Linked DNA regions of Homo sapiens: region 2 is linked to region 1. Evidence: read pairs that join two places in POLR2A ChIA-PET (ENCODE). Cell type or tissue: B cell. All regions are shown on one strand.

Region 1 (5,000 bases):
TGTGTGCCACTGAATAATAATTCTCCTAAACACACTGTGGGTACTGCTTCCAGCCCCTTCCTGTCATTCCACTGCTGCTTTGCAAACCAGCACAGAGGCAGAGCGAGCTTCAGGTTGCAATGAAGTCACAACAGAGTAACAGTCTTTCCACATCAACAATTCTCCTGATTCCCACAGCACGGACAACAGTAACACTCTGTGTGTAGGTATATCCCTGGAATCTCCCAGAGACAGGTGGTAGGGAGGTCTACCCTCCTACAACAAAAAATGTCCTGCTTCTTTATTTAGTATGTGGAATCACAAAACATTATTTTTCTGAAAGAACCTAAAAGCTCATCTAGTCTAACCTATTTATTTTGGTATAAAATTATTTTATTATTCAAATTTATTTATACTGTAGAAAAATTAGAAGTATCAGCAATCAAAGAGAATAAACATAAGGTCATCCTACATTTTACCTCTTAGAAATATTTCACTTAACTTTTTGGAGAAAAATCCCTCCAACTATTTTATATATGTGTGTGCATATGTATGTAACTGATATACATGGTTAGGCTTTGTTCCCCACCCAAATCTCATCTTGAATTGTAATCCCCACATGCAGAGAGAGGGCAGTGAAGTGATGGGATTATGGGGGAGGTTTTCCCCTTGCTGTTCTCGTGATAGTGAGTGAATTCTCACAAGATCTGATGGTTTTATAAATGGTTGTCTATCCTGTGCTCTCACACGCTCTCTGCCACCACGTAAGATGTGCCTGCTTCACCTTCTGCCATGATTGTAAGTTTCCTGAGGCCTCCTCAGCCATGTGGAACTGTGAGTCAATTAGACCCCTTTCTTTATAAATTACCCAGTCATGAGTAGTATCTTTTTTATTTCTATTTTTTATTTTTTTAGAAGGGGTCTCGCTCTGTCACCCAGGCTGGAGTGCAGTGGCATGATCTCAGCTCACTGCAACCTCCACCTCCTAGGTTCCAGCGATTCTCCTGCCTCAGCCTCCTGAGTAGCTGGGACTACAGGGGCATGCCACCACACCTGGCTAAATTTTGTATTTTTAGTAGAGACGGGGTTTCACCATGTTGGCCAGACTGTTCTCAAACTCCTGACCTCAGGTCATCCACCTGCCTTGGCCTCCCAAAGTGCTGGGATTACAGGCATGAGCCACCGTACCCGGCCACAGGTAGTATCCTTATAGCAGTGTGAGAACGGACTAATACACACACACACCCAATCGGAATGTGTTGTAAGAAATGTATCATTAGGCAGTTTTGTCACTGTGTAAACATCAGAGTGTACTTACACAAACCTAGATGATATAATGTACTGTACAGCTCAGCTATATGGTTTAGTCTGTTGCTCCTAGGCTACAAACCTGTACAGCATGTCACTGTACTGAATACTGTAGGCAGTTGAAACATAATGGCAAGGATTTGTGTATGTAAACATTGAATTCAGTAAAAATACAGTATAAATAATTTTAATATGGTACACCTGTAGAGGGCACTTATCATGAATGGAGCTGGTAGGACTGGAAATTGCTCTGGGTGAGTCAGTGAGTGAGTGGTGAGTGTATGTCAAGGCCTAGGACATTATTGTATACTACTCTAGACTTTATAAATGCTTAGGCTAAATAATTTTTTTCTTTCTTGAAAAATAAGTTAATTTTAGGTTACTGTAACTGTTTTACTTTATAAATTTTGAAATTTTAACTTTTTGGTTCTTTTGTGGTAACACTTAGCTTAAAACACAAACTCATTGTGCAGAGCCACAAATATATTTTCTTTCTTTATATGCTTATTCTATAAGCTCTTTTCTACTTTAATTTGTTTTTCTTTTTAAACTTTTTTGTTAGAAAAATAAGCCACCAACACTTATTAGCCTATGCCTACAGAGGGTAAGTATCATCAATGTCACTGTCTCCCATCTCCACATCTTGTTCCACTGGAAGGTCTTTAGAGGCAATAACATGCATGGAGCTGTCATCTCCTGTGATAACAATGCTGTCTTCTGGAATATCTCCTGAAGGACCTGCTTGAGGTTGTTTTACAGTTAACTTTTTTGTATGTAAGTAGAAGGAATGCACTCTAAAAAAACTATATAAATTATAATATAGTAAATACATAAACCAGTAACATAGTCATTTATTATCATTATCAAGTATCATGCACAGACATAATTGTATGTGTGACAGTTTTACAGGACTGCGGCAGAGTATGTTTGTTTCTACCAGCCTCACTACAATAATGACACTGCAACATTGTACTATGACATTACAACAGCCACAGCATCACTGAGTGATAGGAATTTTTCAGTTGTATTAAAATCTTATAGGACCACTATTGTACATTTGGTTGGTCCATTGTTGAGAAAAACATTATTATGCAGGGCATGACTGTATATAAAAATATATATGATAGTTTCTTTTATCAAAAATGGGATCATATTATACTTCTACTTTTTGGCCCACTTAATTACAGATCTGCCACTACTAGCTGTGTGTCAAATTTCTTAATTGCTCCATCTTAATTTCCTCATCTATAACACGGGCATTAACAACAGTCCTTGTGTTGTTTCATATGTTGCTCACTGGCATAACAACAGGGTTGTTATGAGGATTAAATGAGTTGATGCTTGTGAAATGCTTAAAATAGTTTTTTTTTTTTTTATTGTTTTGTTTGTTTGTTTTTTGGAGACGGAGTCTTGCCCTGTCGCCCAGGCTGGAGTGCAGTAATGAGATCTCAGCTCACTGCAACCTCTGCCTCCCAGATTCAAGTGATTCTCCTGTCTCAGCCTCCCAAGTAGCTAATTGTTTTGTATTTTTAGTAGAGAAAAGATTTCACTATGTTGCCCAGGCTGGTCTTGAACTCCTGACCTCAGGTGATCCACCCACCTCAGCCTCCCAAAGTGCTGGGATTACAGGCATGAGCCACTGTGCCCAGCAAAATATTATTCAATAAATGTTATTATTATACTACAATCTATTATATACTTTCTTACTGTTTGTCATATGAACTACAGCCAATTAATCCCTTCATTATGCAGATGAGAAACATGAAGCTCAAAGAGGATAATTACCTTGACAATTTAACAATGTTCCTAACAGAACCAGAATGCCAGGACTTTTCTCAGTACTTTCTCTTCTTAACACCAACAGAACAGCTAGTAGCAAGAGACCTTACTAGATGCACAGCCCCGTGCTGAGAACTTTGCATCCATTAATTCACATGATCCCGACAAATAACCTTAAAAAGGCAATTACTATTATGATTCTAATCTTATCCATGAAGAAACTAGGACCTATACCAGTTCTAAGCGAGCAGACTTTGCCTAAGAAGTCACAACTAGCAAGCTGCAGAGCCAGATTTCAATTCAGGTATTTCTGACTCAGAAGCCTTTGCCTTAAAACATAATCCTATGCCTTATCACATGAGGATTTCCTCATATTAATGGGGATTTCCTCATGCTAATGGTGATTTGCCAGTAAATCTCTAAAAGTCATTAAGACTATCAAGGTCATTAAGATAGCATGATTCTCCAATGAGCTAACTTATTATAAAGGGACTTAAGTACCATGAAGATTCCAGCAGCCAGACATTCAAAGTTCTGACTTAATTCACCTTAGATGTATATTTCTACTTTCTGCCTCGCAGTTCCTCAGGCACACCTGCAACATGAAAGCCCCCTCTGTACTCATATCTCACTCAGTACACCTTCCACTTTCCTTCAAAAAAATAAAAAAAAAAGAAAACCAGTTGCTTTTTGTTGAGTTTTGAAAACCGCTGCAGTAACAGGAGTACGATGTGGGGATCTTAGATTCTTCTCAAATGGTCAGGGAGGGATTAGGGTATTTGTTAGGCCTAATCTCACCATGCTCTCTCGAGACTGTAGGATACATTTTCAGCAATGCAGGAAGAAGCAGGCATGCTGCAAATGTTGAATAGATTTGTTTATGAGCTAGGACAGAAGGTCATATTTCCCGTTTTGAATAGGAAAAAATCCTAGGCAATCTTTTGTGTTGAAATATGAAATTATTCCATCCTTTCAATTCTTTGCTGCTTTTACATATTGCTCACTTGTATTTCATAGTGAGTCATGCCTGCAGCAATCTAAGGCTTGTCTTGCTTCATTGTAACCACCTGCTTTCTCATCAGCTCAATTGATGAAAACTTCAAGTGCAACTACAATATATGTTTTTACTGATTTTTGTGGCCAAACAAAAGCCTTCAAATGAATGTTGGGAAACTACCGCCACGTATTTTGCCCATAAACACAAAAACTCCAATATTCAAGGGGACAACTGGCCACTTAAGTATTAGAATTTTACAAGTTCATTTCATAGACTGGTTACAAAAACTTTACAGAGCATTTTATCTTTATAAACAGTCAGAAGCTTCCCTTCTTTAGTTGAATATGCATTTTTGCTCAGGTGAGTTCCTGATAGAAGATGCCAATATTCTATAAAACACTTTGGATAATGTGATTGTTAATTTTATGTCACCTTGACTAATCTAAGTGATGCCCAATAGGGGTAAAATATTACTTTTGTGTGTGCCTGGGAAGGTGTTTTCTGAAGAAAATAGACTGAGTAAGGAAGATCGCCTTCACCAATGTGGGTGAGGCCCAACAAAAAAAACAGACGGGTGAGTTTGCTCTCTCTGTTAGAGCTGGGCCATTCATCTTCTCCTGCCCTGAGACATCAGTGCTCTTGGTTCTTGGGCCTTTGGACTCCGAAACTTACACTACTGATGACCCTTGTTCTCAGGACTTCAGTTTGTACTGAAATTACACCACTGGCTTTCCTCGGCCCCCAGTTTGCAGGGGACAGCCTGCAGGACTTCTCCGCTTCCATAATCATATGCATCAATTTCTCATAATGAATATATTTCTATATATCTATATATAATATTGGTTCTCTTTCTCTGGAGAACCTTGACTAATGCGGGAAATAATGATAAACCCAAGGAAGCAAACAAGATAATAAGGATTTGAAAAATAAAGTAACT
Region 2 (5,000 bases), 460 kb after region 1:
GGAGACAGACTGAAATCAGTCTATTATAAAAATTATGATGCATGTGTAAAGCAAGAACAATTTGCAGGGAATAACAGACTTCAAAGTGAATAACTTTGTGGGTACAGATCAAAAGGCAGTAACTTCTGATAAAGATTTTGAAGGACAAATAGCAGCTTACCGAGACCAAAAGGGGCTAGGGAAAGAGCATTCTAGGCATTCAAATGTGTCCTAAGGAGCAGAGGGATGTTTTAGCTTGATATATTTGCAATACTATTTTCCAGCTGAGGGAATGTGCCAGGAGAGAGATTGGAGAGTTTGTCAAGGAAAGTCCCCTATGCTAAGGATAAGTACTTTAAGCTTTTAGTATATACGTATATTCCAAAGGGTATTTAGTAAGGAAAAGACTTGATCCTATGTGGTATATGTTACTATTATGTTTTATTCACTTGGACATGAATCTGAAGTTAGTGCTGGAGGGAGCAAGGCTGAAGGCAGAAATTCCATCTAAACTTCATGTAATGGTCCAGACAGCGCTTGAACCAAGACAGACATAGTGGCAACAGCAGTGGTGGTAAAGATGATAGGATTTTAATAAATATTTAAGATTTGGGGTCTAAAGAAGGAGGGTGATGAGTGGAAAGAGAAATCTAGAATGATTTTCAGTTCCCTGGTTTATGTGACTGGTTTATGTGACTTGATAGATGGTGATGCCATCATCCAAGACAGGATGTGTATGTAGGCACAAGTTTGGGCAAGAAGGCAATGGATTCATTTTAAATCGGCTGAATATGAGCATTTTATGTGACACCTAAATGAAACCACCCAGTTGTAACAGCTGTTTGTAATTTCTCTGGAGTTCATTTGGGAGATCTGGTTTAGAGACACCACTCTGGAGCTATCATTGTGTAGACAGTGGTAAAATCATGCAAGTGGATGAGATTACAAAGCCAGGGATAATGCCTGCAATTAATGAAAAATCAAAGGAAGTGGGGCCACAGAGATTGAGAAAGAACAATAGTCTAGTGGAACCTGAGGAGAGGTGGACTCAAGAATACCTGCTGGGTTTGACAGTTAGGAAGTAACTGGTGCAATATGTCCATAGAAATGGAATAGAATGGCCTGGGACAAGGCCATTATGATTATAGTGAATCAAGAGTGATTAGGGAGAGTGAGGAAAAGGAAGATACTCAGGGTGGACTAGTCTTTCAGGTAGCTTGACTGAGGAGCTATATGACAGTAGCAACAGAGAATGAGAGAGACAAGGGAAAACTTTATGACCATGGAAGACATTCAAGTGTTTATAGGCAAAGGGAAAGAAACCATTTGAAAAGAAGTTAGAAATAGAAGAAAGGGAGTAAATAATTGATGATGGAGTGTGATCCTTGAGAAAATAGTCATGAGAATACTAGCAGACTGATTAGCTTTAGGTAGGAATAAAGACCTTCTGAGACCATAAGGAAAGAAAAAGTATGAAGATAGAAAGGGTGACGTGACATAGGAAGTAGAGAACCAGAAAACAGAGAATGTGGATCCCAGCCCACTTTCTCTCTTACTTGTGTGGTAGAAATTAAACTATGTGCTGAAAGTGAAGGCTAAGGAGAAACCTGGAGATGGTATAGAAACCTCCTGAAAGGGTGGCTGGGAAAGAGAACTGACCAGAGACATGGCAAAAAGTAGAGTGAGATCAGCACAGGGATTAAGGTATATAGCCAAAGAGGCCTTGCACAGTCCAGTTCCAGAAAATGCCACTCCTCACTTGAGTATTGTTGCCTCCCTGATCATTAAATATTAGCAAAAATACTGTAAAATGATGGAATCCCCAGCTGCCTTGCTGTGGAAAAATGGATTCTACAAGATGTTTACCAAGTTTGTTTCCAGTGTCTATTTTCTTACCTGAATTAATTATGACAGTTGTTTTTAAAGGTTTACTTTGTTTTAAGAAAAGAAGGGAAGCCAGGCTCAGTGGCTCACACCTCTAGGTCCCAGCTACTCAGGAGGCTGAGGTGGGAGGATCGCTTGAGCCTGAAAGTTTGAATCCAGCCTGGACAACATAGTAAAACCCTGTGTCTACAAAAAAGCTGGGGCGGGTGGGTGGAGTAGGTTGTGAGGGTTAAAGGAGGTTATGCATGTAGGGTGCATTGTATAGTGTTGGTCCCATAATTGACACTCAGTGATTGATAGATATTATCATTATTGTTGTTGCTATTCATTCTGAAAGTCTATAATGTAGCTTTGGGCTGTATTTAGCTTTCCTCTTTCTCACTGTCTCCACTACTCTGCCGATATCACGATTTTCTTATCTTTTCTGATTCACTAAGCAGCTCTTCCTTGTATGTCAAAGTCAGGTATAGACAAATAGTTATCCTATTTCCTCAAGCTCCTGGGGATGAGATTTACAGGAAGTCCAATTTAGTATTTATAAAATGCTTACTTCTGTACAGATAATTAAAATGCTATTCAGGAAGGCAAAGTCTACCGTTTCTAGTATACTTTGCTTCCATGCTAATTTTTGGTTGGTGTCTTTAATTGTATTATGTATTATTTTTATCCAAACAGATAATTTGTGGTAGACCACAATAACTTCTTCTTTTTTTTTTTTTTTTACCTTGTTTCCTCCTCTAAATGGTGTGAAATGCTTGACGATTGGAGTGCCTTTTCCTATCATCCTCCATTGACATGCTAATGTTAAGTTTTATTGTACCGCAACTAAGTGGAATCTGAGATTATATTTACCACTTTGTGTTATAAGTGTAAGTTCAGCCTTTGTATCACCCATCCTATACATTCATTCGTTCACTCAATTAAGAAACTTTTTGAGGCAGTCACTGATTAATAAGTCAGGATGCAGGAGTGAACAGTCTCCGTTCTTGGGAAGCTGTGTTCTAGTAGGGAGAGACAAAGAAACTGGTAAATTTAAAGAATACAAAATAAGTGAGGTTGTAACAAGTGCTGTGAAAGAATATTAAAGAAGAGATAGAAAGTGTCAGGTAGGAAATACAAGAGATGGGGATCAGGGAAGACCTTTCTGAGGAAATAACTCTTCAGTAGGGTACTCAATAAATAAAGAGGAGAGCAGAGGACATGTTTAAGGGGAATAATTCTGTAGGTAAAGGAAGTGCAAAGGACGTGAGGTAAGAATTGGCCTGGTATTTTTAGGAGAGCATGACCACTGTGGCCGAAGCAAAATTAATGACTAGGAGAGAGGGAAGCTGTGGTTAGAGAAGGAGTGGGGGCCATAACACAATTCAAATATGACACTGCAGGGGTTTTTTGTTTGTTTTTTTGAGATAGTGTCTCTCTCTTTTGCCCAAGTTGGCATGCAGTGGCGTGATCTGGACTCACTGCAACCTCCACCTCCTGGGTTCAAGCAATTCTCCTGCCTCAGCGTGTCAAGTAGCTGTGATTACAGGCATGAGCCACCACGCCCAGCTAATTTTTGTATTTTTAGTAGAGGCGGGGTTTCACCATTTTGGTCAGGCTGATCTCGAACTCCTGACCTCAAGTGATCCACCCACCTCGGCCTCCCAAGGTACTGGGAGCCACCATGTGTGGCCCACTGCAGGGTTTTGAGCAGAGAAATAAAACATTGGTTTTATGGTATCTTTAGATTTTAAGTATTATTTCTGTCTCCATTATGTTTTAGCCTCTTTTTTGACTCATGAGCAAGTAATCAAAATGATTCAGTATTCTATGAAATGTACTACTAGTGAAAAGTATCTCATAGATAATTTAAGCTCAAATCCCCACTAATTTACTTTATGTGGGTAGAATACTAAAAACAGATAATATTGTTTCTGTTAAATTCAATCATGTGACTCAAAGAAATGAGTGTCTGTGGATGGAGAGACAGAATCATAATTCTGTTACTGTGTACACATATTGGGAATGCTTTTGACACCTGCAGTCATTCTGCATGATAATTCTAATATCATTTCTCTTTGTCCATAACACAATGTTTATAACTTGGTCACAGATACATTTGACTTTTGCCAAAAATGACTTCAAAAAAAGGACTTTGAGTTTCTTCTTCTTAAGTAAAAATATAAACATATTAGGGCCCAATTTTTCATCTTATTCTGAATCACATAGGTAATGCATCTTACCCAGAGAAGATAATACTGATAAAGGAAAGAAGAGGGGAAAAGAAAGTGTCCTCAAGGCCTAATATTGCATGACTAATCTTCTAAGTGCTGCTGAGGAGAGCTGATCAAATCTCCCAGCACTTCCCTGTCATTACAGGGCCCAGTGTTTGCATAGGGCATGCACTGGGCTGCTGAGATCTGTGTCTTGAAAGGCCAGTATCTTGAAAATGATAATATTATTAAGTCATTAGTGCTGAATTCTGCACTCAGAACTCAGCATGGATATACACTAAAATCTAGTTTAATTTGAAGAGTAAATTGCAAAGAGAAATATAGGATGAGTTCCACTTTAAAACTGACAAATGAGTGTTTTCACAAGTAATCTCCTTTAGGAAACTGAGAGTGATGTTTGGACAATTATGAATTACCTTTTAAAAATTGCTATGTAAATTATTCATTAATAGTTTAGAGAATTTTTATGCTAATCATTCACTTCTAGTCATAATACTATTCTAGTAAAATATGAAAGTGCTATGCAGAATTAGTTGGGAAAGCAATGTAAAAGAGATAATTTGTTACCAACAGCTAAAATTGTATGGTAATGCCTTTTTGCCACATGGCTTAAAAATACCCGGAAAAAAAAAAGATTTTAAAGACTTCAGGTGAATTTAACTGTATTGTTCTATTTACTCTAGCATATCTTTTCAAGTAGTAATAGTTGTTGCAGTGGATTTACACCCCAAGCCAATAGAAAAAAGAGTTAAGGTTCTCAAAGCCTTTTATCTTTTGTGTTATTTATTGAGTAGTTACAGGACAAAAGCACACAAGCAAACCCAACAAACAGCAACAACGACAAAAAAAAAAAAAAAAAAAAACACAAAAAAAACCCTCAAAAGTCACTTTGGGTAGAAGATCCATTCCACTTTGTAAATTTAT

The links. ChIA-PET counts read pairs that join two places held together with the same protein. Peaks named below come from ENCODE experiments on the same cell type or tissue, not always from the same donor. Only the 100,000 strongest peaks of a DNase experiment are listed, where the experiment ranks them.
Region 2: POLR2A ChIA-PET joins it to region 1 with 6 read pairs; 4 of 35 experiments call an interaction of 5 or more read pairs at or near these places.

The regions. Positions count from the first base shown.
Region 1 is chr4:101,598,878-101,603,877 of GRCh38, reverse strand. No RefSeq gene overlaps it. Among named protein-coding and RNA genes, the nearest start is that of BANK1, 190 kb to the left of the region's middle. In B cell, no CTCF peak of the experiment used is centred here; no DNase peak of the experiment used is centred here.
Region 2 is chr4:101,139,636-101,144,635 of GRCh38, reverse strand. The region is part of intron 2 of PPP3CA (protein phosphatase 3 catalytic subunit alpha); the gene reads left to right. Among named protein-coding and RNA genes, the nearest start is that of MIR8066, 99 kb to the left of the region's middle. RefSeq lists an enhancer at 3,213-3,362. In B cell, no CTCF peak of the experiment used is centred here; a DNase peak (open chromatin) is centred at 3,105; H3K27ac peaks cover 590 bases.